Regions from separate parts of the Homo sapiens genome. Here region 1 is linked to region 2. A link is a contact called in ENCODE Hi-C or POLR2A ChIA-PET data. All regions are on one chromosome and are shown on one strand. The core of a region is the stretch at or near the end of the contact, and the rest is flanking DNA. Distances in the headings are between cores, read along the strand shown.

Region 1 (6,057 bases), core at 449-2,948, 84 kb before region 2:
CAGTTCAGCCACTGTCTGCTCATGTGATCTGAGACAAGCCACACCACCCCGAGCCTCAGCTTCCTCGTCTGGACCCCAGAGAAGGCCTAAGTTGAACTGGTGGTGGTGAGCCATCAATGAGCTCATCCGACCAGCGAGCTCGGCACAGGGCCTGGCCCAGGACGAGTGTCCCAGAGGTAGATCCCTGGGCCAGGGTGTGAGTGCCTGATTTGATCCCCTTAACTCTTCTCTGTGCCCTGCCTTCACCCCGTCGGGAGCCTCCAAACCACCATCAACAGAGTTTTACATGCTCATTCCCTCTAATTCTTCACCCCCAGGGAGATGGCACACAGAACTCAGGCTCAAGGAGTTGGTGCCTGGGAGGCCATGGTACTAATATATACGATGGTTGCTGTGAGGTCCCATCCACTAGGCTTGAACCACCAGCTTCTGGCCACAAAAGGTAGAGAAAGAATGCAGGATCCTAAAATACCCAGGTAACGTCTGCTGGGCTGCCTCCCTGTAGATATATAAGGTGGGGGTGGGCAAGGGCCACCTTGTGATAAACAAGATGCCTAAGCTAGGTGTTCCAGACTGTCTCCAGCTGCCCACACAAACACCCACTGGCCAGTGCCTTTGAACAGTTGGCAGAGGCTTGCCCAAGGGGTAGGGTCAGGACTCTAGAGGCTTCAGGGATGAGGTGTGAGAAAGACGGAACCCCTTAACACTTGAGTTGGGGGCGGTGGGGGGCGCATCTTAGTATATACCTTCTGGTCACACCAGCTTTTCCTGACCTGCCCCCACATCCCCCCTAGCCTAGCCCAAAAGGCTCTGCTCTCTCGACTCCCAAAACTCCTACAGCAGTCCCTCACCTTACCTGATCGCCCCCACATCTAGCCTCCCCCTCCCCACATCTGAGTCCTGACCTCATGTGACCCCCGGAAAACATCTCTGGGATCTCCTATCCGCCCCCACACGAAGTAACTCCGCCCACACCCGCCGTGCCCCACTTCCTGGGCTTCTCCTCAGCCGCCCCCAGGCCTGTAACTTGACCCACCCACCTCCTCCAGCGCCCAGGCGGTACCTGCAGGCCCGGCCCCTCCCCGCCCCCCTCCGGCCGCGCCGCTCTCCTCTCCTCCCCCACTCGGCCTGGCCGGAGCCCGACTCCTCCTCCCCCTCCCCCTCCCCCTCCGGCATCCACGAGAACCTCCTCACTTTTCCGCCTCGGACCCTCCAACTTCCCCGGATCCCCGGTACCTGCCCCGGCCCGACCTGGCCCCCTCCCTCGCTGGGAGACGGGGGAGCGGTCCAGGTACGATCCTGCCGCCCCCAAGCCCTGAAGCTCGGGCTGGACGCTCAAGGCCGCCCGCGGTAGCTGGGCCTCCACACACTCGCCTGCCCGGGCACAGTGCAGGCTGCGGGCCCGGCTCCTCCTCGGTCCGAGAAAGCACCCAGGCCCTCCCCACTCAGCCCTCGGGCCGCCCCGGCTGGAGGAGGCCGGAACCGGGCCTGAGGCGGGCCGCCTCACCTGCGCCGTGGCCGCGCTCCGGGGGGTCCCGGCGGGCTCCGCAGCGGCGGCTGGGGCCGGGCCTGGGCCCGGGGCGCGCCCCGCTGCGCCGGGGCCTCGGCCTCCGCCTCCGCGGCCTCCGCGGCCTCCGCCTCAGCAGCAGCGGCAGCCGCGGCGGCCATTCATTGTGGGCCAGGCCGCCCCAGCCGAGCGCCGAGCGAGCGCAAGCCGCGCTGCCGCCGCAGCCAGGCCAGGGAGGAGCGGCCCCGGCCCCGCCCGCGCACCGCCCTCGGGCCCCGCCCTCCAGGCGAGGCCAGCCGAGCTCCGAGCGCGCCCCTTCTAACCGGCTCCGTCTCCTCTCTATGCCCCTGGGGGATCCTCGCCAGTACGTCGGCTCAGCTCGATGGTTCGAATCCTGGCCCCGCCACCTTCTAGTCCCGCGACCTTGGGCAAGTCGCTCTACCTTTCCGAACTTTAGTTTCCTGTAAAACAAAAACAATAATGACTGCTGTTTATTGTGGCAGGCACTGCGTTACATTCTTTATGGGAATTAGCTCGTTTAAACTACACAGTAACATTTTTTAGTGAGAACTGCTACAGACACACTATAGAAAATAAAGGCAGCTGGGCGCGGTGTCTCACGCCTGTAATCCCAGCACTTTGGGAGACCGAGGTGGGTGGATCGCCTGAGGTCAGGAGTTCGAAACCAGCCTGGCCAATATGGTGAAACTCTGTCTCTACTAAAAATACAAAAATTAGCCGGGCGTGATGGCATGCGCTTGTAATCCCAGCTACTCGGGAGACTGAGGCAGAAGAATCGCTTGCACCCGGGAGGCGGTGGTTGCAGTGAGCCGAGATCATGCCACTGCACTCCAGCCTGGGCGAGACTCCGTCTCAAAAAAAAAAAAAAAAGAAAGAAAGAAAGAAAAGGAGGCACAGAGAAATGAAGAAAGCTGGTCAAGATCATCACACAGCAAGGAAGTGATGGTAGGTGCCAGGATTTAAACACAGGCTCAAAAGCGACAATAAGACCTAAGACTTTTATGATGCTTACCGGATGCTAGGTTCTGTTAGCATTTTACCTGCACTAACTCGTTTACTTCTCACTACAACCCAGTAACAAATGGTAAAAAAAAGTTCTGCCCATTTTGCAAAAGCGGTAACTTAAGTTCAGAGTTAACAAGTCGCAGGGCGAGCTGAGACTGGAACCCAGGTAGCCGGGACCACTTCGCTGTCCTGCCTTCATACACTGGTTAGAACTTTACCGAGCGCTTACAATGTTAGAGTGGTTCTTTGCACACTTTCCAGGAATCTGTCATTTAATCTTTGCTCTATCTGAGAAACCACGATTCTCATTTAATAGGTAAGAAAAGTGAAGCCGCGGGAGTAACCTGCCCAGAGCATGTGATGGGACTGAGATTCAAACCCGGTAAATCCAACTCCAGAGCCTGAGTCATTCCTGCAGGGTGCTCTGAAATAATGTGTATATAGCACCCAGAACACAGAAGAGGACCAATAAGTGTTGGGTTTCTCCGCTTACCGCCCCTTTTCTGAGCCACAACTTCCTCATCTGTGAAATGGGACTAGGGACGTGTCCTCTCCCAGGGGATCCACTGTGATTAACACCCCCGGAACAGCACGATCAGCGCGCTTCCTTTATGGCTTTCATTTTGATCCCGGCCGCCCACCGTACGTTTCCTCATTGACTGGCCAACCACTATCATGTGATTCGCCCACCCACTGTGCCAACATGGCGGCGCCCAGGTCCTAATTCGGGAAACGTGCACCTTGACTAATTCGGTTTTCTGTGGCTACGAGAGCAGGTGAGGACGGGCTAGGCAGCGCGGGGAGGGATTCGGACTCGGGGCGGGCCTGCACGAGGGCATCGGCTCCACAGGGACCAGTCATCCCCAAAACGAGGGGATATCAGCTTACCGAGGCCGCAGGTTTTCCTAGTCCCTACCTCATAGATATGTAGGACATCCCCGGGCCCGGAATGCGGCTCTCTGACCCTCTCTGTGCCCTCCCCCGCCCCCCGAACCAGGCTTGGCGGGCGGAGGCGCCAGCGGATGTCTCATGCAAGGATCGTCTCTGTGGCTAAGCCTCACTTTCCGCTCCGCCCGGGTGCTCTCTAGAGCCCGGTTTTTCGAGTGGCAGTCTCCAGGGCTGCCGAATACAGCAGCGATGGAGAACGGCACCGGGCCCTACGGAGAAGAACGTCCACGTGAAGTCCAGGAGACGACAGTCACCGAGGGGGCTGCCAAAATCGCCTTTCCCAGTGCCAACGAGGTCTTTTATAACCCGGTGCAGGAATTCAATCGGGACCTGACGTGAGCAGGGGTCAGACGTTAGCCTGGCATCGGCTAGTGGGTCAGTGTGGATGGCGGGGGCGGGGTATGAGCTAGTCCTCTGTCTCCCACCAGATGTGCTGTGATCACCGAGTTTGCTCGCATTCAGCTTGGGGCCAAAGGAATCCAGAGTGAGTGGAGGTCCAGGCTTCTGGTGGGCGGGGGTCACACAAGTTTATCTCCCTGCCTGGGCTCTTCTGCCGCCCAAATCCAGAGGGGCTTCAGCCACATAGCAGGCCCTGGGTTCTGCTCCTTCAGCCTTTCCGCAGGGATTTCAGGGACGATATTTTGGAGATTAAGGGGAGGTTTCTCAGAGGGGACCTTGTTATTCTCTGACTTGTGCCTCTGGGTGGCTGCAGTCAAGGTTCCAGGAGAGAAGGACACGCAAAAAGTGGTCGTGGACTTGTCAGAGCAAGAGGAGGAAAAGGTTGAACTGAAAGAGAGTGAAAACCTGGCCTCAGGAGACCAACCTCGCACAGCGGCCGTGGGGGAGATCTGTGAGGTGGGGCCTGAGCATAGGAGCTGGCAGCCCTGGAATTTAGCGGGAGACAGAGGGCTCCTGGAGGGGGAGAGCTATAGGAGGTGGGTGGTGGGGGCTCCTTGGGGCCCAGAAGAGGATGGAGGTGGAGATGTGAGGGAGGTTTTCTGCTTACTCCAACAGGAAGGCCTGCATGTGCTGGAAGGCCTGGCAGCTTCAGGCCTACGTTCCATTCGATTTGCCCTAGAGGTGCCTGGGCTCAGATCTGTGGTTGCAAACGATGCCTCCACCCGGGCTGTGGATCTCATACGCCGGAATGTCCAGCTCAATGACGTGGCCCACCTGGTACAGCCGAGCCAAGCAGATGCCCGGTAGGTTCTGGGCATCACAGCCTAGCTCTGGGACAAGCCTGCCTGGGGTCAAATTCTGGCTCTGTCACATTCTCACTCTGTGACCTTGAGTGAGTGACTTAGCCTCTTTGAGCCCCAGTTTCCTTGTCTGTCAACTGAGAAAATTAGTTTTACAGGGGTTGCTGTGATGAGTAATAGATAATTATGGTATGATCCATACTCTGTGCCAGAAATAAGTAGCATCCTGGTCTCTGTTTTAACTTCTTACACTCCTTTTATTCATTCAAATGAGCCATAGTATATCCAGTGTCTGCTATGTGTCAGGCACCGTTTTCAAGAACTGGAAATGCATCAGGAAACAAAACATGCAAAATTGGTGACCTTCGCAAGAGTTGGCAAACTATAGCCTGTGGGGCTCACAGCCTTTTTTTGTTTGTTTGCTTGTTTGTTTGTTTTTTGAGATGTAGTCTCGCCCTTGTTGCCCAGGCTGGAGTGCAGTGGCACGATCTCAGCTCATTGCAACCTCCGCCTCCCGGGTTCAAGCCATTCCCCTGCCTCAGCCTCCCGAGTAGCTGGGATTACAGGCACGTGCCACCACGCCTGGCTAATTTTTATTTTTATTTATTTATTTATTTTTTGACACGGAGTCTCGCTCTGTTGCCCAGGCTAGAGTGCACTAGCGTGATCTTGGCTCACTGCAACCTCCGCCTCCCAGGTTCAAGTGATTCTCCTGCCTTAGCCTCCCGACTGAGTAGCTGGGACTACAGACATCTGCTACCACACCCACCTGTATTTATAGTAGAGATGGGGTTTCACCATGGTGGCCAGGATGGTCTCGATTTCCTGACCTCGTGATCTGCCCGCCTCGGCCTCCCAAAGTGGTGGGATTATAGGCATGAGCCACTGCACCTGGCTATGCCAGGCTAATTTTTATATTTTTAGTAGAGACAGGGTTTTGCCATGTTGGCCAGGCTAGTCTCAAACTCCTGACCTCAAGTGATCTGCCCACCTCGGCCTTCCAAAGTGCTGGGATTACAGACGTGAGCCACTGCGCCCGGCCTAGCCTAGTTTATCAATGGCCCACAACCCAAGAATGTTTTTTACATTTTTAAAGGTTAAAAAAGAAGACTATGCAGTAGGGACCACATATGACTCACAAAGCCTAAAATACCTTCTGACCTTTTACAGAGAAAAAAGTTTTTACTTTTCTGACCTTACTAGAATCCAAATAGTAATCACAGACAATGAAAAGTAATTAGCTGGGCATGGTGACTCATGCCTGTAATCAAGCATTTTGAGAGGCCAAGGCAGGAGGATCGCTTGAGGCCAGGATTTCAAGACCAGCCTAGGCAACACAGTGAAACCCGTCTCTACAAAAATTTTAAAATGAGGTCA
Region 2 (6,195 bases), core at 1,270-3,769:
ACCACCCCCTAACTAGGTACCATGCCCGCTGACGTCACTGCTCAGAAATTTATAGCCCAGCACGGGTATTTATAAGGTGGCTCTGGTGTGACCACATATTTGGTGTGGGGCTGGTGGCTATTTATAGCCAGAGGATATACACTTATTACACCCCCTGTCTGTATTCTGGGCCACCTGTTATATAACTGCCATTATGCAATAACGCCCATTATATAATAATTATGCGCTAATGGGGATATAATCTGCAGGCATAATAAGGACACACTCCCCAAGGGCTGCACTCGGCTGGCCTCCTGCAGGTCGCCTCCGGGGATCTCCCGATCGCTCCACACAGCTCCGCCCAGTCCACAAGAGTCACCAGGTGTCACCCTACTCTCAGCTGTCTGGAGAGCAGCCTTCTCCAGACTGGCAGACTCAACCGCAAAGCCCTCTCTGGATTCCCTCTCTGTCTCGTCCGGTTTCTCATTTCCACAGCCCCACCCCTGGCCTGGAGAGGACGCTCTTCTTCCTCTGCCACTCTTCTCCCTGCTGTATTGTTAAACCCAAAACAAACAATTATGATGAAATAAATCCTGGAAGCATGACTGACGCTTCATCCCCCCATTTTAAGAAAGGAAGCCTCCCGGACACGCCAGGCCAGTTGGCGAAGGGTCTACTCCACACGAAGGAGAGCCCTCGCCTTCCTAGGAGACTTGGGAAGTCGACTCCAGAGGCCAAGCCAGGTGCAGCCAAGCAGGATACTTCCCAGGGGCCCCTCCCTCCAGCCGCAGCCCCCTTGGTGGGGATCTCAGGGCAGGCTGAGGCTTAGGCCCTGACTTCTGTGGTCGGGGTTATACCACCAGCAGGAATCCCCCAGAGTGGGATCCTAACCACTCAGACACCAGTACATGCCCTGTTGGTCACTCCTCCCAGGAATGACACGCTGAAACTGTCACCTCAGGGAAAAGAAGACAGGGACATTGGCTCTGCACTTGGGATGATGCGGGCAAGGGTACAAAAGGCAGCGGGTGGGAAGAGTTAAGACCACAATGGCACTTGACGGAGCCAATTCAATTAGCCCAAACATACCATCTGCTCTTAAAATAGATACCTCTATATTTAAAAGTTACTTGATATATGAATTGATGAAAAAAATTCGAAGAACTAACATGGATCTGCGAAGTGAAGTTGTCTCAGGCACAGGACAGTAGTTTGGGGAACCTGTCTGTCTCTCACATTCTCTATTGTTAAATTTTTACAAAGAATGTGTTTTACTACTATAATAAAAAAAAAAAATCAAATCATTTAAAAAGAGTAGTACTAAGACCCAGACAACAGTTCTGGTCTCCGTGTCTCATGCTGCAGAAACAAACGTCTGCTGTTCTTTGGGGTCTGATACGGGCCTGACAGGATTACCGGTTGCTGCACAGGCCTGGGTCAGCCCAGTAGCAGATCCCCTGTCCTGTTCCCCAGATCAGCAGCCCCAGCACACAGAGACCACTATGCAAAAAATCAGAGAGGAATAACTCAGTAGGGGACTTGGAGGCAGGCTTACAGTTCCAACCAGGGGGAGGTGAAAGGGGAAAGCCCCCAAACTGCTTCAGCCCAGGGCTCTGCTATCCGGAAAAGCGAAAACAACACAGGACACACAGGAGTAGACGATGCTCAGAGGTTCAGTCGACATTCAACACAAGGTAAATGAGGACCTAAACTGGCGGTGAGGCAAGAGGTGAACACAGGTGGCATTCTGTCTGAATCCCTGTTTCTTCCAGGCCAGAGGTTCTCAGCCATGCATGATTCTGTTCCCAGGGAACTCTTAGAAATGTCTGGAGATATTTTTGGTTGTCACACCTTGGGGAGGGAGGTGCAACTGATTTCTAGCGGGTCAAGGCCAGAGATTCCGCTAAAACTCTACAATGTCCAAGACAGTCCCCCAAGACACAGAATGATCTCACTCGAATGTCAACAGTTCCGCAGTTGGGAAATGCTGCTCAAGGGGAGCTGATATCAATGGTGAGAGGTAAGCCTCTGTCTAATTATCATGGACACAGACGAAAATCTAGAGCGGTGAGCCAGCCTCTCCCTGAACCCAGCCTTAGTCATGCTAGGAGAGTTTTTATATACACACCCCGAGAGTTTTCCAACTTTAAGAAAGGGATAAAGGTGAGAGTCAATGTGAAGAAGTGAAAAAGGCAATGAGTAGCAGATTATTGTAAAACTTCCAGCGATCACCTGGTTAATTATGATAATTACATTCATTTTTATTTCAAACTGATTCCAAGGACACTCCCAGGAAAAGGGTGTGACAGTGCAAGGATCAGGAATCCCAAGGTCTAGCAGAACCTGCCTGGCCTCACACCTAGACTTCCTGCCTCCTCTACCTGAGAAGGTCAGGTGGGATCCCTCCCCCATGCTCCAGGGAGATATGAAAAGAAGCAGAGCTGGCTGCAGCAGGGTGAGAGCATCCAGCCAACCTGGCCCCTGTCTATGCTAGACTCAGCCCGTCTATGCTAGCATGCTGCCTCTCGAGGTTGGTGGCAGGGATCCAGGGAGCCATGGCCTGTCAGGAGGGAGGGAGGCCAGTGTCAGGACAGGGCCAGGTGCCCATTCTCTGTTTCCACCCCACATACTCAGCCACTGGGGGAGCCCTTGAGCTGAGCCGCAAGCTGGGCTCTCTTCTAGAGAGTGACAGAGACCACAATGATGAAACTGGCTCCAACAGGGACCCTTGAGGTTTTCTCCTCTGAGACTCTGCCAAAGCCAGTAATCCTGATGAAGTTCAAGGAGCAGCGATGCCCTCAGAATGAGCTCCAGGTACTCAGTGACCTAGAAGCCGGCCCCTTCTGCCAGAAACTCATCATGTGACCAGAGTCCCCTGTCATCTCTGTACTTCGGGTCCTCCTCTGTACAGTAGATACAATAATACCTGCCCTGTCTATATCACTCAACCATTGTGAGGAGGGAATCAGCTCCAGGCACACTGAGAAGGCTCAGGCAGCTGACAAAACGAGCTAATTCCTCACTGTCTTTCAAGGTGCAGGTCAAGTAGGTCGTCTTCTAGGAAGCCTCCCTGGTCCCCAGGTCTGGTTTGCTGATTCCTCACTACACATATTATGCACATCACCTGAGTGCACACACACCCAGCCAGGAGCACAGGCTTAAAACTAGAATCAGGGTGAGAATTCAGGGAATTAATACATAGAGAGGACTTAGCCTGGTGCTAAAGCCATAGAGGGCCTTCAATGGAAAAATGGAATTAAAGCAGGGGATAGAGACCAAGGGCATGCCCACAGGGGACAAGAAGTTGTTAGGAGCCTGGACAAACAGGTGCCCCTTAAGTTATTGGGTGTCCCCAAATAACAGCTAATAAGTACCCTGTACTGGGGTGGTGGTGGCATGCCATGTCATCAGTAAGGCATCAGGAGTGAGAGAAGAGCCAAGATGCCCCCTACTGATAGTCCATGGCAGCTGGTGGTGAAATAAGTCACTTGGGAGACAGACCCATAAAGGGCAGCCCCAGAATATTTTTTAAATCCCCAAAGGGCCAGGAAATAAGGTACGAGATATCCATTATAGACAAAGTAAGGGACCCAGGCACCTGGGGGGTAAGGTCCAGTCCAGCCAAACTTCTCCTCCCTAGGCCCTCCTCCTCCTGGGACCCTATTCTAACGCCAACAACCCTTAAACTCAAACATGCTTAAAATGGCGACGGCGGCCTGCAGGGCCGGGCGTTTGTCGTGCTGTTTTCCACGGTGCCCTTGGTGCCAAGAAAAACCTATCATCAGAAATGCCATCAGCTATATTTATCTATCTCTCAGCCCCCCAGCCTCCTCCTCCCGTCTGCCAACCAGGCCCTGTGAGCCCCCCCTCACCCAATGGGCACACTTCCCTGTTGCTGATGCCCGTGACCACCTGCCTGAGTCTCGGTCTGTGGCACTCTCTTCCCAAGCCCTGACAATTAGGCCTCCATACAGGCATGTAAACCAGCAGGCTGCACCTCTTCTTACTGGGATATAGGGACGTGCCCACATGTGTTAAGGTACGCACCCCAACAGGCACTGGTTTGGGTGTCTCTTGTTCGAAACCTTGGACAAACATGGCCTTCCATTTCTTTTTGGCCTCAACTCCCTACTCACCAAGGTCTCAGCAGCACTGACCTGCCCTCAAAGTCCAAAACAAGCTGTGGGCCCAGGTCCTCTGCACACCATTCCCAGGAAGACACCTAGCTGCTCTATAAACCTCTCACTCCCTCTCCCTCATTCTCTGATTTAGGGTGGGAAGCCCCAACCTGTATTCTGAAGTACTGAGTCTCCAAGAAGTGTGTATGCTAGTAGAATCCCTTCAAAGGCGGAATCTGGGACAAAAAAGGAAAAATAACAAAGTCAAAGTTCACAACTGTGCAAATCCACAGCTGTGAGGAGTCCTCGAACGATGCAACACACAGGGGAATGTCATGTGCCAGACACCTCAGACCTTTCCTCTACCCAACAGGCAGGGCTGCCCTTAGGCCTAGCACATAAGATCTGCCCAAAGTGTTTGTAGGATGAATCAATAACTATATTTAAACCCCTACACCTCCTCCTGTCACCCTGGGAGCTCCACCCAACCCTCCACTCCTACACTAGCCCTCTCTTCAGAAGGCTGCCGTTCAACTCTGAGCCCCCAACTCAGAAAGGAGTTCCAGGGAGCCAACTCCTCTGAGAATGAAGCAACCCAAATAAAAATTTTAAAACCCAGAAGCTCTTTCTCTCCTGCCCCCCTCCCCCTCCACTGGCAAATGAAAACAAACAAGAAATCAAAGAGGCCTTTTGTGCGAGCACCGCGCTGACACGGCTGGGGCCTTTGAAAAGACTTCTGAATCGGACACTGAAGGATAAAATAACTGAAGCGTGGCAGCTCCTGAGACAGAAGGGCGGGGGTGGAGGGATGGGACGGACAGGGCAAAGAGAAAAAGGGGTGGGGAGGGAGTCACCTTCTTCCCTAGGCAGAAAAGGGGACACTCAGCTGTCCCCTCTCTGCCCAGCTGCTACAGGAAGCCAGGACAGAGGGAGAACGTAGCACTGGCCTCATTACCCCTTCTAACCCACTCTTCCTCTGGCATCCCAGGTCTCTGTAACACTAGAGGGTGGCCAAGAAGGACCTTGCCTCCCAATTCACAGCCCACTGTGAGCTATCCCCCAAATAAGGCCCTTTGGGCTTTCCCTCCCCTCCAGCATGGGTCACTGCAGGTTCACGCCTACGCCTACGGGAGGAAGCCTTCTAGAAGATATCATCGGGCCTTTACCCAAAGCCTGCCAGGTACACGCAAGATTCTCTTATTCTTAGAGATCTAGGAACCCCTAGGCCAGGACCTTGCTCACAGTAAGTTGACTAAGTGTGCATTTCATGGATAAAGGGAATTCTACCATGCTTTGGAAGCGCCAAAAAGTAAACCAAGTTCTCAGGAAGTCCTTCTGCACGTCTGGACCCCAGCCCTTCTGCTGCAGAGTAGCCCTGTTTCCTCTGGGTCAGCAATAGAGCACGGCTGGTCACCATGCCCATAATTATGGGATCAGGCCTCTAGGTCCCCTCTGGCTTGTTCACGGTCGGCGCTTTGCTGGCTCAAGCTCCGACAAAGGTGACTCTTTTTTCCCCCATGTCATAGCCTCCAATTCAGCCAGCAGAGCAAGCACTCTACTGAGAAACCCCCTGCATGTTGTAGGCAATGGGAGCTCTTGACTGGTTGGGTGGACAGCACTATGAACAAAAGGGACAAGAGCAGGTGGTCAAAGGAGTCTGAGAATAAGACCAAGCCCAAGCATAAGGATTGGGTCTGGGCATTTCTGTTCTCCTCTTTGGGGTCATGCCCCGCTCTGAGGCCAGCCTGAGCCCCATCATTATTCCACATCACCCAGACCCAGCACCCCAAGTTGTATTAACAGACACGAATGTCCAAAACAAAGGTGGCCAGGGCCAGCTTCACGGGTGTGCAACTTGCGTGCCCCCCACGCTTGGTTAAATGCTCTAACTGATGTCGTGCTGTAATTCCTAAAAATTTTGAACAAGGAGCCCCACATTTTCATTTTGCACTGAGCCCTGCACAGTATGTAGCTGGAAGGCCCTGAAAATTATGTAGCCACCATGGCTGGCTAGGATCTGATCATGCTTGGAGTTTCTGTGTTCAATTCTGAACACTCCAGTTTCAGAAATTTTATGAATCAGAGGGACCAAAACAAA

The links. Hi-C counts contacts between places; a loop is a spot of excess contacts on that map. ChIA-PET counts read pairs that join two places held with the same protein, here RNA polymerase II (POLR2A). Pooled maps may share reads with other maps.
Region 1: a loop to region 2 is called in a pooled map, with 2.1 times the contacts of the local background. The contact joins the promoter of NACC1 here to the enhancer-like site in region 2. A Hi-C loop is called at or near these places in 1 of 168 maps with a recorded cell type or tissue (natural killer cell) and 6 of 50 pooled maps. POLR2A ChIA-PET finds 5 or more read pairs at or near these places in 9 of 52 experiments (A549, AG04450, B cell and 5 more).

What each region holds. Positions count from the first base shown.
Region 1 is chr19:13,113,905-13,119,961 of GRCh38, reverse strand. NACC1 (nucleus accumbens associated 1) reads right to left here and starts at 1,698. Exons shown (of 6, transcript NM_052876.4): 1 at 1,508-1,698. TRMT1 (tRNA methyltransferase 1) reads left to right here and starts at 3,222. Exons shown (of 17, transcript NM_001136035.4): 1 at 3,222-3,309; 2 at 3,531-3,816; 3 at 3,910-3,965; 4 at 4,194-4,336; 5 at 4,496-4,683. The coding sequence starts at 3,563. RefSeq lists enhancers at 1-151, 152-653, 1,929-2,078, 3,039-3,228 and silencers at 1,089-1,138, 1,689-1,888.
Region 2 is chr19:13,030,680-13,036,874 of GRCh38, reverse strand. All of the region lies in intron 2 of NFIX (nuclear factor I X), which reads right to left. Among named protein-coding and RNA genes, the nearest start is that of NFIX-AS1, 19 kb to the right of the region's middle. Within about 2 kb of position 2,519, at least 24 of the 41 ENCODE cell types and tissues checked have a DNase peak (open chromatin) inside an H3K27ac peak, as active enhancers do.